Regions from separate parts of the Homo sapiens genome. Here region 2 is linked to region 1. A link is an interaction called in ENCODE POLR2A ChIA-PET data of the cell type or tissue named here. Cell type or tissue: Panc1. All regions are shown on one strand. Region 1 overlaps IGBP1 (immunoglobulin binding protein 1). Region 2 overlaps KIF4A (kinesin family member 4A).

Region 1 (8,000 bases):
CACTCGGGAGGATGAGACAGGAGAATCGCTTGAGCCCAGGAGGCGGAGGTTGCAGTGAGCCAAGATCACACCACTGCACTCCAGCCTGGGTGACAGAGCAAGACTCCTTTGTCTCAAAAATAATAATAATAGTTGCAACTGGCTGAAACTCACCAGATATGTTTAAATCTCTAAGTTCATAATTATATATATATATTTTTATTTTTTTAGAGGTGGGTCTCACACTCTGAGCCCAGGCCAGGCTCAAGCAATCCTCCTGCCTCAGCCTCTCGAGTGAGTAGGACTACAGCCATGCACTACCATGCCTGGCAGATTTTAAAAGTTTTTTTCTTTTTTATAATTTTTTGAGCCAATATAAGTGTCATAAATATTTTTTTTGTAGACACAGGGTCTCGCCATCTTGCCCAGGATGATCTCGAACTCCTGGGTTCAAGCAGTCCTCCCACCTCAGCCTCTCAAAGTGCTGTGATTACAGGTGTGAGCCATCGTGCCCAGCCCATAATTATATTATAAAACAAGACCAAATTATTCAACCTCAGAGGCTAATAAGGGAACCCAATATCTTGAGAAATGGTAAATAAAGGGAAAGAGTCAAGTATTTTATCTTTTCTACTAGGTAACCAAATAGTAGTTGATGAGGGGAAGGCTCTCTTTGTAAAAGTATTCCAGTTAATTTTAAAAAGTTAAAATTAAGGGTATCACCTTTTTGAAACCCCCCAATAAATGAATGGGTCTCGGCATTGAGCATCAACAGCTCCTAACATTACAACGAGACAGAGATATTTACATGCCTCCTGATGAAGGAATGCAGCACCACCTATAATTATAATTCATGCTGAAGGGATCAAACTTGAGTCAAATCAAGCCTCTGTATTCAGCTGCCAATCTGCAGAAAATAAAGGAGGACATGTTAGACTGCATCATGAGTATGCAATCAGCAAAATCCAGTCTTTGGGAAACAAACTCTACAGGTCATATGCCCCAACTTCTTCAACAGATAACTTGAAAGAAAGGGGTGGAGGGGGAACCCATAGATTTAAAAAGATATCAAAACATTTTTAAATAGGCAAGGCTAACCTCAAAAATACGATGCTAGGCCAGGCGCAGTGGCTCACACCTGTAATCCCAGCACTTTGGGAGGCCGAGGCAGGCAGATCACTTGAGGTCAGGAGTTCGAGACCAGCGTGGCCAATGTGGTGAAACCCCATGTCTACTAAAAATACAAAAATTAGCTGAGTGTGGTGGCAGGCACCTTTAATCCCAGCTACTCGGGAGACTGAGGCAGGAGAATTACTTGAACCCGGGAGGTGGAGGTTGCAGTGAGCCAAGATCGCACCACTGCTCTCCAGCCTGGGAGACAGAGCAAGACTGTCTCAACAACAACAACAAAAAAAGGTGATGATGCTAAGTGAAAGAAGTCAGCCGCAAAAGATCACAGATTACATGATTTTGATTTCATGTGTATGAAATGTCCAGAATAGGCACATCTATGGAGACAGAAAGTTGATTCATGGTTCTAGGAGCTGGGGGCAGGGAGGGAAGGAATGGGAATTAACTGTAAATGGGCACAAGGGATCTTTTGGGGTTATAGAATTTTTTAAATTGGATTGTGGTGATAGTTGCACAACTCTGTACTAAAAAATACATTGAGTAAAAAAATGAATGTACAAATGGACAATTACAGTGTCTAGTGGTATGCACTTGGGTGATAAAGCTGTGATGAACTCTAGGAAGTTATTACTATAAAAAGCAGTATAGAGGTTACTTTTGCAGGGGAGGAGAGTTGATTTGTATAATGTACACAGAGAGGCTTTTAGGGTGGATACAGGAGATCTGTTTCTTGACCTGAGTGGAGGCTATAAGGCCTCCTTACAAAAATTTGTTTTATATGTACTTGTGTGGTTTCCACCATGTTTTATTTTATAGTAAAGGGTTTAAAAGAAAAGAACGAGGCAAGGTGGCTCACGCCTGTAACCCCAGCACTTTGGGAGGGCCGAGACCAGCCTGGGCAACATAGGGGAAGACCTTGTCTCCACAAAAAATGTAAAAATTAGCCAAGTGTGGTGGTTCATGCCTGTGGTTCCAGCTACTCGGGAGGCTGAGGCAGGAGGATGACTTGAGCCCAGGAGTTCGAGGCTACAGTTAGCCATGATCACACCACTGTACTCCAGCCTAGGCAACAGAGAGAAACCCTATCTCAGAAAAAAAGACTCCTGAGCTGTTAGAAGAGATCAGATCCCCACACATTTCATTCATAGTAATGAGACTATTTCTCATGAGCAAAGTCAGAGTAGCCAGGAAAATGCTGCTTTACCTCACAAAGGAAAAAAAATGCAAAAGAGATGCAGCAGTTGGTTTAATTTCTTTTGGGTGTACACTGCATGATAAATGCCATTTGGACCTCAGAGCCTATTTCAAGCACTGCAAAATAATACGTAGGCATTCTTTTCTGGTAGGTCCAACTGCCCTGTGATTTTCAATTTTATGCACAAAAACTTATGTATGACTATAGTAAAGGAAATGGATGGAGGAGGAAACGTCAACTGCAATCCCACCCCCCTGGCAACTCACAAATCACAAATTCATAAATATTTTTTCTTTCCTGTTTTTGGATTGCAGGGGTTGTTTGATGGTGGTGGTAATGTTTTTGTTTAGGGGCTTGGGGGGGGTGGGTGTTGGCCATTTTTGCAAGAATTCTCTTCCAAAATAGAATTCATTCTGAGGGGCACCTTTTATGATTTTTGCCTTCTTGTGGAAACCACTTAGAGCATCCTTTCGTACTATTTTTTAACATGCGATATATTAGGTAATGCAAGTTCTCTCCCCGCTTCCGCCGGGCTCAGGGTAGGCAGCTGGCTGTATTCCTGTTCTCATTGCATGTGGTTGTGCTCAGAGTGGAACTGAGGCCCCTGACGTTACTTATTAACATTCCCTCAATTTCTCACCTCCCTTTCTAATTTTTCCACTTTAGAGGAATTCAGAAAAGCAGCTCAGCAACAGGAAGAACAAGAAGAAAAGGAGGAAGAGGATGATGAACAAACACTCCACAGAGCCCGGGAGTGGGATGACTGGAAGGACACCCATCCTAGGGGCTATGGGAACCGACAGAACATGGGCTGATCTTCCCACAACACCACAGGACTGCAGGGTGCACAACTCCCCTGCCAAGGAAAACCATGCAGTCCTCCCCTCCCTGGTCTCCTGCTTCAGCTCTGTACAACGAGGGCAAAGATGCTAAATCTTGCTTTGCATTCAGTAAAGTGTCAAGTGATTAAGTGTGTATTTGTACCCTAGATGATATGAACCAGCAGTCTTGTTTTGGCATCATCCTCATCATGTTGTATTCCAGCTTCTTAAGTGGAAGGAAAAGAGTGCTGAGAAATGGCTCTGTATAATCTATGGCTATCCGAATTCTCTGAAAAAATAATAAAAGTCCCCTCTATTATATGAGCCTGTACAGAAATATGGCTATCAGCTGCTTTTTTTTTGCCGGGGGAGTGGGGACATTTAGCTGTGGGTCTCTGGGCTTATGGGGAGATGCCCTTTGATGTGGGCAGTGAATTGGTCCAGCATCAGATCTGCCCAGGCATTCTCCTTCCTACTGGGCATATGATATGAAGCCATATAAGTAGCACCCTGCACCATGAAGCAATCCAGCACTCTACAAGGGGAGATCATAAAAACCAGAGCTTTCCCTGGTACACAGCACTATTCTCAGAAACTATAGCTGTAAGGTGAATGGACCGCAAAGGGATGTAGTCTACTTCCCAGTCCTATCTACCTCGTCCTAGCTTGGCCAGAAGAAATGAGAGATAGAGGAGGCACTCTTAAAAGTCATCCTTGTGTATGTATCTGAGGCCAGAGCCTTTACTCTCATGCGTTTACCATATATCCCTTAGGGTGAAGAGTAGCCTCAGGCCATAGCCTTTTTTTTTTTTTTTTTTTTTTTTTTGAGACGAGTGTCATTCTGTTGCTGGAATGCAATGGCGTGATCTCAGCTTACTACAACTTCCACCTCCCTGGTTCAAGCAATTATCCTGCCTCAGCCTCACAAGTAGCTGGGATTACAGGCGCCCGTCACCACACCCAGCTAATTTTTGTATTTTTAGTAGAGACGGGGTTTTACCATGTTGGTCAGGCTGGTCTCGAACTCCTGACCTCGTGAGCCACCCACCTCGGCCTCGAAAGTGCTGGGATTACAGGCGTGAGTCACCGCACCCAGCCATCCTAACTCTTCAATTGGCCCTTCTTGCCTATGCTGTGAGATACTTGGCACAATCCAAACTAATGGCCTGGGTAAATGTGCTGTGGTGGTCGTTTGGCTGCTTAGTGAGGTGCCTGCAGTCACGCAGATAATGGGTGTGGAGGAGGGGGACAGTACAGATGACACTGCAGGGTACCTACTTTCTGGGGAACAGAGAAGACAGTGTCCTCAGCTCTTGCGTTGGCATCCTATAAAAGCAGCCATGTGTTGAAACAAATGATATGCACAGAAAGCATACTTCTGTGGCTTTGTTACACGGGTTTTCTTTCAAGAGGAAGATGACTCAGCCCTCCCAGCTTCTGCAGTCTAGCTTAGGAGAGGTGTTTGAAAAGGAGACTCAGTTCCCTCTTGTTTATAGGGTGGTTAGTGGAGGGCTGTCAGGTGATGAGGGGGAGGTTGTGTTTCGTGGGAGATGACAGAAGACTACCAATAATCTATTTGTATACTGCTTAATGAGGAGTCATCTCACCCTCACAACATAAGCTCCTGAAACTGGGAGAGCACAGATTAAATCCCCCAAGGATTTGGAAAGCAACATTTTCCGCTCTCTTCCAGTGGCTGCCAGCCTGCCTCTAGCAATGGCCTATTTCCTGTTTTTGAAACTCCACCCTGAGTTTATTCCCAAATGGGCCAGGTTGGAGTTACCTCTTGGTCCAAGTCCGTTGAAGATTGGGCCTTCCAGGAGGCCCAGCTCAGTTAAACAGCTTCACACATCCTGATATCTAACAGGCAAACCAGACAAGGTGGGTTTGAATTCTGGCTTTAAAAATTGCAGGCTGACAGAAAGACAAACTTCGCATGTTCTCGCTTATTTGTGGGAACTAACAAAACAATTGGACTCATGGAGATAGATAGAGTAGAAGATTTACCAGAGACTGGGAAGGGTACTGGGGTGGGGATGGGGATGGTTAATGGATACAAAAAAATATAATGAATAAGACCCACTATTTGACAGCACAACAGGGCGACTATAGTCAATAATAATTTAATCGTACATTTAAAAATAAAAGTGTATAATTTGTAACAAAGGAGAAATGTTTAAGGGGATAGATACCCCATTTTTCATGATGTGATTGTTATGCATTGCATGCCTATATCAAAACATCTCAGGTACCCCATAAATATATACACCTATGCACCCCCAAAACTAAAAAATAAGAAAATCAAAAATTGCAGGCTGTGTGACGTGACCTTGGGCAATAAGACTCTGAGCTGCCTTTTCTTCGGTGTATGTAGATAAGCTGTCTCCTGGGGCTGTGAGGATTAAATGAATAATGGCACCTATTATCTGTAAACTCAGGCAACTGAAGAGTAAGTGCTTTCTGTTAGCTTAGTGACTGCAGTCTGTCCACTGAGAAGGGAAAGGAAATGGACAGATATTGGGCCCCTGGTATGTGCCAGGCACTTTCCCACACTATTAATACAATGACCCTGCGAAACTTGATTTCTTCAAGTTCACACTAGTAAGATGTTATGCTGCTGTCATTTTCCATGTGCTTCCCAATTGCTTGTGCTTTTAGCTGTGTCTTAAAGCTGCTTCAAAGAGGAGCAGCTTTAGAAATCCAAACTAAAACAACCATGTCTACATCAGTGGAGCTCTAGAAATTCCTTCTTAGCTGACTCACCAAAGCAAAGGTTATGCCAGCTCCCCCGCCACTGCCCCCTCAGCTGGGGGATAAGAAGACGGAGGTGGTGAGCAAGCTCATCTTCCTCCATTTTCCTCCCCAGTTCTGTCTGCCTGAAGGCCGGAGAAACCAAAAAAGCACCACCTTCTCTACTCCCACCAGAGGCGAGTTCTTTCAGGGTCCTAGAGTGAGCTGGGTTTGCTGGATTCCCGGAAGCAAAGACTCTTAAAGTTCTCAATGATAGTACTGCTTCATAGTTTGCAAAACACTTTCACATATGCTGCTTATTTCATTCTCACAACCTGTCAAGCAAGATCTGATATCTTCACACAGCTAAGAAGTAGAGCACGCAAACAGATCAGCTTAGCCAAAGTATTTGCTCTCTGCGGCCCTCACGTGGAGGCCAATTAGATTTGGAAGAGGAGAATGCTAGGCACTATTTCCTTTAATGCCGTTACACACTGATTTGTCCTTTCCACTCTTGTTCCTCTCAACACCCCTGTGAGAAAGGGCAAGGGGAGAAATGAGCTGACTTCAAACCCAAGAAGTTGGAGTTAGAGTCCTGAGTCAAAGTCTCAATTCTGGGGGCTCTGCCACTCCCAAGCTGGGTGGCCCCAGGCAAAGTCTTCTGTAAAACCGCCTCTCTGTGTCACCCAAACCCCAGAAAGTCCTCCTCCGCTGACCCTGCGCCTGCAGTTTGCTCATTAGCACAACAGGAGCATAGCCACCTGTCTCTGTTGGGCACGCTACAGCAATAGGGTATTGTTGTCACTGTCTCCTTGCAAAACAGCTGTCCCCAAAACCTGTGCATCATTTCCTCACAGATTCCTTTTAACCCACTCATCAAAGGTGCAAGTCAACAGGGCACGGTTCGTTTCTGTCCATCACAAGGAGGCGTGGGTTCTAGTCCCAGCTCTGTCACTGTCTTAGCCCCTCTGAGATGGCAGCCAATATCTGCCCTACTTACCTCACAGGCCAGGGTGGGGAGCAAATGAAATCATATAGGCAAAAGCACTTTGAACAGTTATAAGACACGACACAAGAGTGACGAGTAAGAGCAGCAGGCTGTTGGTAAGCTGGAGGGACGGAGGAGGGGATGCTTTTTTTTTTTAATTTTGGTAATAGAGAAGGGGTCTCCCTGTGTTGCCCAGGCTGGTGTCAAACTCCTGGGTTCAAGCGATCCTCCTGCCTCAGTCTCTCAAGTAGCTGAGATTACAGGTGTGAACCACCATACCCTGCTGATTTTTGTATTTTTTGTAGAGATGGGGTTTCACCATGTTGCCCAGGCTGGTCTCGAACTCTTGGGCTCAAGTGATCCTCCTGCTTGGCCTCCCAAAGTGCTGGGATTACAGGCATGAGCCACCGTGCCCGGCCTTTTTTTTTTTTTTAAATTCAGCAGTTCACGACTTAAACCCTTGCTCCTCCGATGCTTTCTCAATCAGTCTTCTAGATCTCACCACCAGCCAAGAGGTTTGTGACATGCTTTTCTTCATGTGCTGAAATGACCAGCAAAAAAAAAGAACTATGCACAGTGAAAACTGGGAACCAGTTTTTACATATCTGCCTGCCAGGCCACCTTTGACAAATGTATGTGAAAAGATGATGGGCAAAGTCTTAGATTTCAGTGTCTTGTTCCAACTGGCAACAAATCCCTCAAAGAGAGTAGAAGTGAGCAATGTCTTAGGCTGGCCTAGTCCAGTGTGGTAGCAGGAATAAAAATTATGGCTACTGTGTATTAAGCACCTACTATATACTAGGAGCTTTACATACAGTATTTCTAATCCTCACAACACCCAAGGGAGATACTATTATAGTCTCAGTCTGTCGATGAGGAAATTGAGGTTTAGAGAAGAGATTTCCCAAAGATCACTAAGCTCTAAGTGGTTGAGCTGGGCCTGGATTCCAGGTTGGCCTGAGGACATATGAAGGTAGGAAATACATCCTGGTGGTACACTGCTCTGGGGATAACCCCTTCCCTTTCTCTGTCCAAGTTTTGAGCAAAAATTCCTGCTGGCCCCTTCAGGGACAGTCTGAGACCTGCTCACTAGGGGCAAACCCCACTCAGAAATCTACCCCTCCTGGGGCCCTCGCATCACTCAACCCGCAGTGGA
Region 2 (8,000 bases), 240 kb after region 1:
TCACTCTTGCCCAGGCTGGAGTACAATGGCGCGATCTTGGCTCACTGCAGCCTCTGCCTCCTGGGTTCAAGTGATTCTCATGTCTCAGCCTCCCAAGTAGCTGGAATTACAGGCACATGGCACCATGCCTGGCTAATTTTTGTATTTTTAGTAGAGACAGGGTTTCACCATGTTGGCCAGGGTGGTCTCGAACTCCTGGCCTCAAGCGATCGGCCTGCCTTGGCCTCCCAAAGTTCCAGGATTACAGGTGTGAGCCATTGTGCCCAGCCAAGGGCTGGCTTTTTAAGTGCTGGTTATTAAAAATTTACCTACATACCATATGCGTAAGTAAATGATTATGTAAATGTAGGGCTGGTGCCAAGTAGAAGGAATTAGAGGTGAGTTTAGTTAGGAGAATTTTTTTAGAACTGATGAGACTTAAACTACATTTTGGAATAGATAAGGGACACGAATTGTCAGAGAAGACAGGAAAGGGCCAATGATAGGTGACAACTCTGAAGTGTTGTGCCCCACCTCTTCCAGAAGCCTTCCCTGACTTTTTAATCCCTCACTAATCTTCCTTGTTCTCTAAACTCTTTCAGAACTTATGATACTCAATTATGACATACTGCTGACATGTTATCTTTATGTTTATTGTTTTATGTTTATTAATTTTGTCATTCTAAAGACAGACTGTAAGCTTGTTGAAGGAAAGGACTCTACATTAGACCAGGGTTTTCAAAGTGTGGGCCGCAGATTACTGGGGAGCTCATGAGCCAGTGATCAAAACTATTTTCATAATAATATTAAGGCATTATTTGCCTTTTTTGCTACATTGGAATTTGCACTGAAAATGCAAAAGCCATAGTGGGCTAAAGTGCTGACACCCTAGGCTGAATGAAAGCAGTGGCACCAACCTGAACTAGTAGTCATTGTATGCTTCACCACTATATACTCTCAGGTTTTAAAAAAACAAGCCAGTCTTAATTAAGAATGGTGTTGCGAAAGCAGTAAAAGTTGTTGATTTTACTAAATCTGGACCCTGGAGTTCATGTCTGTGTTACATCCTGTGTGACGAAACAGGAAGAACACAGAAAGCACTTCTACTGCATGCTGAATATGATGGTCGTCTCAAGAAAAGCACTGCGATTGTTTGAGGTGTGAGCTCAATAGGCCTCTTTTTTCATGGGACATCATTTTTACTTAAATGAACAACTGACAGACAAACTGTGGTTATTAAGACTTGGTTACTTGGCAGACATTTTCTCAAAAAGAATAGAGCGAGCCTGTTGCTTTAAGGAAAACAGCTGACAGTGTTTGTTACCTAAGACAAAATGTGAGCTTTCAAGCAAAATTTGGATTTGGAAAACTTGTATCTGCCACTGTGAACTTGACAGTTTTTCATAACTTTTCTGATAAGACCAGTAGTGATATTAACAAGTGTGATTTTAAAAATATATATTTTATAGAATGAAATGTGTTAACATTTGGAAGATCTGCATGACTCTGGAGTAATATTGTCCAAATGGCACTTTATAGAATGATGTATTCGTAAATGAGCCATTCAGATTGCAAGATAGACTGATGAATTTTAATATGAGAGAATATAAAAAAGTTTATGGAAATCATCATTCTCAGTAAACTATCGCAAGGACAAAAAACCAAACACCGCATGTTCTCACTCATAGGTGGGAACTGAACAATGAGAACACATGGACAGAGGAAGAGGAACATCACACTCTGGGGACTGTTGTGGGGTGGGGGGAGGGGGGAGGGATAGCATTAGGAGATATACCTAATGCTAAATGATGAGTTACTGGGTGCAGCACACCAGCATGGCACATGTATACATATGTAACCTGCACATTGTGCACATGTACCCTAAAACTTAAAGTATAATAATAATAAAATAAAAACAACAACAACAACAACAAAGTTTATTAATAAGTTTCAGATTCAACATTGCAACTAACTCTTTTTTTTTTTTATTATACTTTAAGTTTTAGGGTACATGTGCACATTGTGCAGGTTAGTTACATATGTATACATGTGCCGTGCTGGTGCGCTGCACCCACTAACTCATCATCTAGCATTAGGTATATCTCCCAATGCTATCCCTCCCCCCTTCCCCCACCCCACAACAGTCCCCAGAGTGTGATATTCCCCTTCCTGTGTCCATGTGATCTCATTGTTCAATTCCCACCTATGAGTGAGAATATGCGGTGTTTGGTTTTTTTGTTCTTGCGATAGTTTACTGAGAATGATGATTTCCAATTTCATCCATGTCCCTACAAAGGATGTGAACTCATCATTTTTTATGGCTGCATAGTATTCCATGGTGTATATGTGCCACATTTTCTTAATCCAGTCTATCATTGTTGGACATTTGGGTTGCAACTAACTCTTAAGGAGGTACCGCTTGTTGAGTTTTAGTGTAGTCTCAAAGAAGACTATTTGCAGTTATCTGAAAAGGCTATTAAAATACTCCTTTTCCCATCTGCATATTCATGTGAGGCCAGATTGTCTTCATTTACATCAACTAGAACAACATGTCACAAAAGATTGCATACAGAGGGAGACATAAGAATCCAGCTGTCTTCAACTAAGCCAGACATTACAGAGATTTGCAAAAGTGTAAAATAATTCCTTTTCTTACTATTTATTATCTCAGAAAATGCTACTTTTCAGAAAATATGTAATGTATAATAGGTTTATGTTTTTTTTTTGTTTTTGTTTTTTTGACAGAGTCTCACTCTGTCACCCAAGCTGGAGTGCAATGACGTGATCTCGGCTCACTGCAACCTCCACCTCTTGGGTTCAAGCAATTCTCCTGCCTCAGCCTCCCAAGTAGCTGGGATTACAGGCACCTGCCACCAGGCCCAGCTAATTTTTTGTATTTTTAGTAGATACGGGGTTTCACCATGTTGGCCAGGCTGGTCTCGCTCCTGACCTCAGGTGATCCACCTGCCTCAGCCTCCCAAAGTGCTGGGATTACGGGAGTGAGCCACCGCGCCCCGCCAATAGGTTTATGATTTTTTTTTTTTTTTTTTTGAGATGGAGTCTTGCTCTGTCGCCAGGCTGGAGTGCAGTGGCACAATCTCAGCTCGCTGCAACCTCCGACTTGCTGGTTCAAGCAATTCTCCTGTCTCAGCCTCCCAAGTAGCTGGAATTACAGGCACACGCCACCACCCCTAACTAATTTTTGTATTTTTAGTAGAGACAGGGTTTCACCATGTTGGCCAGGATGGTCTCGATCTCCTGACCTCATAATTTGCCTGCCTCGGCCTCCCAAAGTGCTGGGATTGCAGGCGTGAACTACCTCGCCCAGCCTAGGTTTATGATTTTTAAGTGAATTAATTTTTTTTTTTTTTGAGATGGAGTATTGCTCTGTCTCCCAGGCTGGAGTGCAATGGCACGATCTCGGCTCACTGCAACCCCCACCTCCCGGGTTCAAGTGATTTTCCTGCCTCAGCCTCCCAAGTAGCTGGGATTACAGGCACCCACCACCACGCCTGGCTAATTTTTGTATTTTTAGTAGAGCCGGGGTTTCACCAGGTTGGCCAGGCTGGTCTCGAACTCCTGACCTCAGGTGATCCACCCACCTCGGCCTCCCAAAGTGCTGGGATTACAGGTGTGAGCCACTGCGCCCAGCTAAAATTTTTTTCAGTTGTACTTTCTAATACTATAAATCTCTATAGGTATAACACATGTGAACAGAATGTCCTAGATGTCTTCAATAATTTTTAAGGGTGTAAAGGGGTCCTGAAACCCCAAAATTTGAGAACTACAGTCTTAGATTATTTTCATACCCATCTTCCTTATAGTACCAAACTTATCACTGCATATGAAGCACATGCTGGTATACTCTTTCTCACTAGACACAGAAGAAATTTGAGAAGAAAGCTATTAATTAAACTGAAATACTGTGTAGATTTTGGTCTAGGACATACTTGATCAGAAAGTACCCAGAAGCTATAACCAGGGTCAGAATATCTAGTCTTCTTAGAAACTTCTCGGTCTTGTGGCAGGCACATCAAGATAACCTCTCACAATGCCAGCCATGGGTATCATTTTGGTACTTGATTGTAGTAAAGAGCATATCTACCTGTTCTTTTGAGCTTTTTCCTTCAAGTCTCCAACCTGAATCTTATCCTTGCATGGGTGGACCATCATGTCACAGTCTGAGCTTATATGGCCTCAAGACAAAGTAACATATTATACTTAATCCACTACAACAAAAGCCTTACTGTGATAAGTCTTTCCAAGTCCCACTTTATGACCCATTTATTTCAACCAGTATTTAATGGAATAAAACCATTTAAATAGTCTCTTAGAGTCCCTTTGTTACAAGATTTGCGATACTATGTAAAATCCTAACCAGATGACTTAAACATTATTTAAATGATATTTAACTGATAGCTCCATCCATAAAATTATTTGAAGTTTCTCCTCAGAGCTCTTCCCCCTTCTTGATGTTCAGGCTACTTGCAATAAGGCTTACTGTTTCTTTCCCTGAAGGAGTGCTCAGATTGCTGACCTACAGCAGAAGCTGCTGGATGCAGAAAGTGAAGACAGACCAAAACAACGCTGGGAGAATATTGCCACCATTCTGGAAGCCAAGTGTGCCCTGAAATATTTGATTGGAGAGGTAAACATCACTCTAACCAGCAGTTAGGAGGCTGGCTGTGTAGGTTGAAATGGGATGTTAGCCTTGAAATATTGTCAAAGTGTTATTGCCACTTTTCATGGTAGAAACCCTAATAACACTAACATTAGAGAGTTTAGTAGATAAAGGTTGGTGTAAGCAAGTACAGGCCAGTCACTTACAAAAATATAATATGACTCACAAATTGATGCCCGTTGTGACTGGCCTATAGCAAGTGCTGAATGCGTGTTAGCTGTTGTTATTAGGAAAGACCAGAATGCCATAGTGGGTCACTGGCTAAACATCAACTGTTATACTGTACTACTTTTTAAAACCCCTATGAGATGTATATTCAAAAATTTAAGATCCAGTCTAGAAAAGGGAAAACCTAAGCATCTTTTGACATATAAAGATTCATTTTAGGGAAAAGCCATCTTTGCTGACCTTAAAATGATATGTCACCTTACGTTGTCACAAGAGGAATGAAAATTGATTGCCTCTGGTGATTGAAGCATTTTCACTCAAGATAAGCATACAAACTCCAAACCCACAAGTTTAAACAATGCTACCCTTTATACATTTTTGTGTTAGCTTAGCAGATTTGTTCTACTAAGGAAATCTTGATCAGTCTTGTGAACACTGGTACTTATGATGTTCACCATCTGGGCTAGTAGTGAATGTAAAACTAGGCCAGTGTAGGATATGTAGCCTGAAGAGCCAGATCTGCAGTCTCAGTCTACAAGTTCTAACATGTGAATATAGACATTCTGAAATGGGACATAATTGGCCATAAGGGTGTGTCCTGTGGATTTTGCTTAAAAATTAAGGAAGAACTTCTTAAATATCAGAATTTGTAATTGTCAGATACTATTCGGGTTAGCTTTATTCTTGCCTTGAGGCAGAGCAAGAAATAAAATGGCCTTAGCAGTGGCTTCTAGCCCCAAGATACATGTCTCAGCAGAAATGTGGACTCTTGGCCTGGGAATAGAACAATAGTATATTTACTATTCAATGTTGGAATCCATATGACATGAAAAAATAAGAATAGACTTGAACATGGAGGAATTTTTCTCAGACCCTTTCAAGAAAGCTGACATTATCCTGCCTGTTGAAAGGGGGAAAGAAAGGTGGTCATTCTTCAAATAAACTGATCTTCTTTTATTCCTTCCAGCTGGTCTCCTCCAAAATACAGGTCAGCAAACTTGAAAGCAGCCTGAAACAGAGCAAGACCAGCTGTGCTGACATGCAGAAGATGCTGTTTGAGGAACGAAATCATTTTGCCGAGATAGAGACAGAGTTACAAGCTGAGCTGGTCAGAATGGAGCAACAGCACCAAGAGAAGGTAAACTCTAGCAAGTCAAGAAGCTATACTGTGAAACTATCATTGCCTTGTATTGTTAGTTTTAAAAAAAAAGTGGGGATATGAAATTTCTTTCAAAAGTCCACGTGGCCTTTTCTAAATTTTGCAAATAAAAAGAAACCTGAAGCAGAGACGTGACTTGTCTAACTTTATACATACCAGTGACAATGGCTCTGGGTTTCCAACTTAAATATGAATATTAACAATATTAACATGCTGAGAAACAGGCCCAGCGTGGTGGCTCGTGCCTGTAATCCCAGCACTTTGGGAGGCCAAGGCAGGCAGATTGCTTGAGTCCAGGAGAGTGAAACCCCATCTCTACAAAAAATTACAGGAAATTAGCTGAGTGTGATGGTGTGCACCTGTGATCCCAGCCACTCATAAGGCTGAAGTGGGAGAATCGCTTGAACCCGTGAGGCAGAGGTTGCTGTGAGCCATGATCGTGCCATTGCACTGCAGCCTGGGCAACAGAAAGAAAAAAAAAAACTATGCTGAGAAACATCCATGCTGTACTTACTACTTCATGCCATGACAGCAAATGAGAACAGTTTACTTCTAAATCACAAGAGAGCAGTCACCTGGATCACTGCTTGAACTAAGTCAAAATTTCTTTTTCCCCTTGGTACCTTTGTTACCACCCATTGGATCGTGTCTTTCTCTAGGTGCTGTACCTTCTCAGCCAGCTGCAGCAAAGCCAAATGGCAGAGAAGCAGTTAGAGGAATCAGTCAGTGAAAAGGAACAGCAGCTGCTGAGCACACTGAAGTGTCAGGTATGATCACGAGAGGTCTCCAGAGATGAGTTTCACAGTACTAACTGAGAATCTTGTCTCATTTAGACCCTTGTACTTGCAGCAGAGAGTAATTAACTACTGGAAAAAGTATTTATAATGGTAGCCTCTACTGCTTTTAGGCCCTATTTGATCAGGTTAGGGGTGCTTAGAGTGTAGCCATATATAGGAATAACCTCATTTTGGGTACCAAAATGGCAGCACATACTCCATATCAGACTCTGAGGCCTTGTGGTTCTTGGCGTCAACCCTGAGCTCTAAAGAGTTGAGGAAGTGAAATCATCCAGTAGTTACTTAGAATCCTAGGGCCATTCAAATGGTATGAAGAGCTTGTTCTTCTGTGCTGAGACCTGACATATTTGTAAAATGCCTGGGGTCTGAATTTCTTCCAGAGGCTAGGAACACCACACCCTTTAGTGGCATGTTGTAGCACTATTTTAGTCTAACTTAGAATCTTTTTCCTGAACCACCAGTCTGTAGGGTTTCCTTGGCACCTTCCATCTAAGACATAAGCAAACTAGTTAAGGTTGTATGCATGAATCTGGGTGTCTTAGGTGCCAGGTAGTTCGGTCAGGCTTACTAAAGTAGCAAGTAAACTGCCTAGTCTATGTTGAGAAGGGTAAAGAGAAGCATCTATAGACTTCAAGAAAATAGAGCTAAGTTTCTGCGGGTTTCTTAATCAGCATCCGAATGTGAATAAGGGATATGAAGCTAAGGAATGGAAAAGAATAAGGAAGGCTTGTCGGGCAGAGTCCACGGTTCCTATGAATGTGGTCAGAGCTGCTGGGGAGCATTGGAATGGAAGTGGCATTCAGGGCACCTAGGAACTGGGAATCAGACATTTTTCTGGGTGCCAGTGCCTGCTGTGCAAAAACCATCTGCTGCCAGCAACTTGGCAGCAGTATGTTTTCATCTATGTGAGTTGTTTGGTAACCCACATGTAGTGCCCAAAATAACCCCATATATCACTGCACTATCTGGAAATAGGATGAAGAACTTGAGAAAATGCGAGAAGTGTGTGAGCAAAATCAGCAGCTTCTCCGAGAGAATGAAATCATCAAGCAGGTAATACAGTTTCCCACCCACTTGATAAGCCCTAAGAGACCCCGTTGCTACTGAGGCCAGCTCTTGGGACCAACCCCCATTGTGGTGACTTGGCTTTATTTCATGAGGTCTACATTTAGTTTCCATGTGACATATGCATTTCAAAGTGGAATAAACATAAGTT

Evidence for each region. Peaks named below come from ENCODE experiments on the same cell type or tissue, not always from the same donor. Only the 100,000 strongest peaks of a DNase experiment are listed, where the experiment ranks them.
Region 2: POLR2A ChIA-PET joins it to region 1 with 21 read pairs; 2 of 35 experiments call an interaction of 5 or more read pairs at or near these places.

Annotation. Positions count from the first base shown.
Region 1 is chrX:70,162,862-70,170,861 of GRCh38, forward strand. It overlaps IGBP1 (immunoglobulin binding protein 1), which reads left to right. Exons shown (of 7, transcript NM_001551.3): 7 at 2,972-3,463. The coding sequence ends at 3,120. Among named protein-coding and RNA genes, the nearest start is that of DGAT2L6, 11 kb to the right of the region's middle. In Panc1, no CTCF peak of the experiment used is centred here; a DNase peak (open chromatin) is centred at 4,555.
Region 2 is chrX:70,398,069-70,406,068 of GRCh38, forward strand. It overlaps KIF4A (kinesin family member 4A), which reads left to right. Exons shown (of 31, transcript NM_012310.5): 23 at 4,498-4,627; 24 at 5,796-5,966; 25 at 6,647-6,754; 26 at 7,760-7,837. Among named protein-coding and RNA genes, the nearest start is that of GDPD2, 21 kb to the right of the region's middle. RefSeq lists a silencer at 4,509-4,731. In Panc1, no CTCF peak of the experiment used is centred here; no DNase peak of the experiment used is centred here.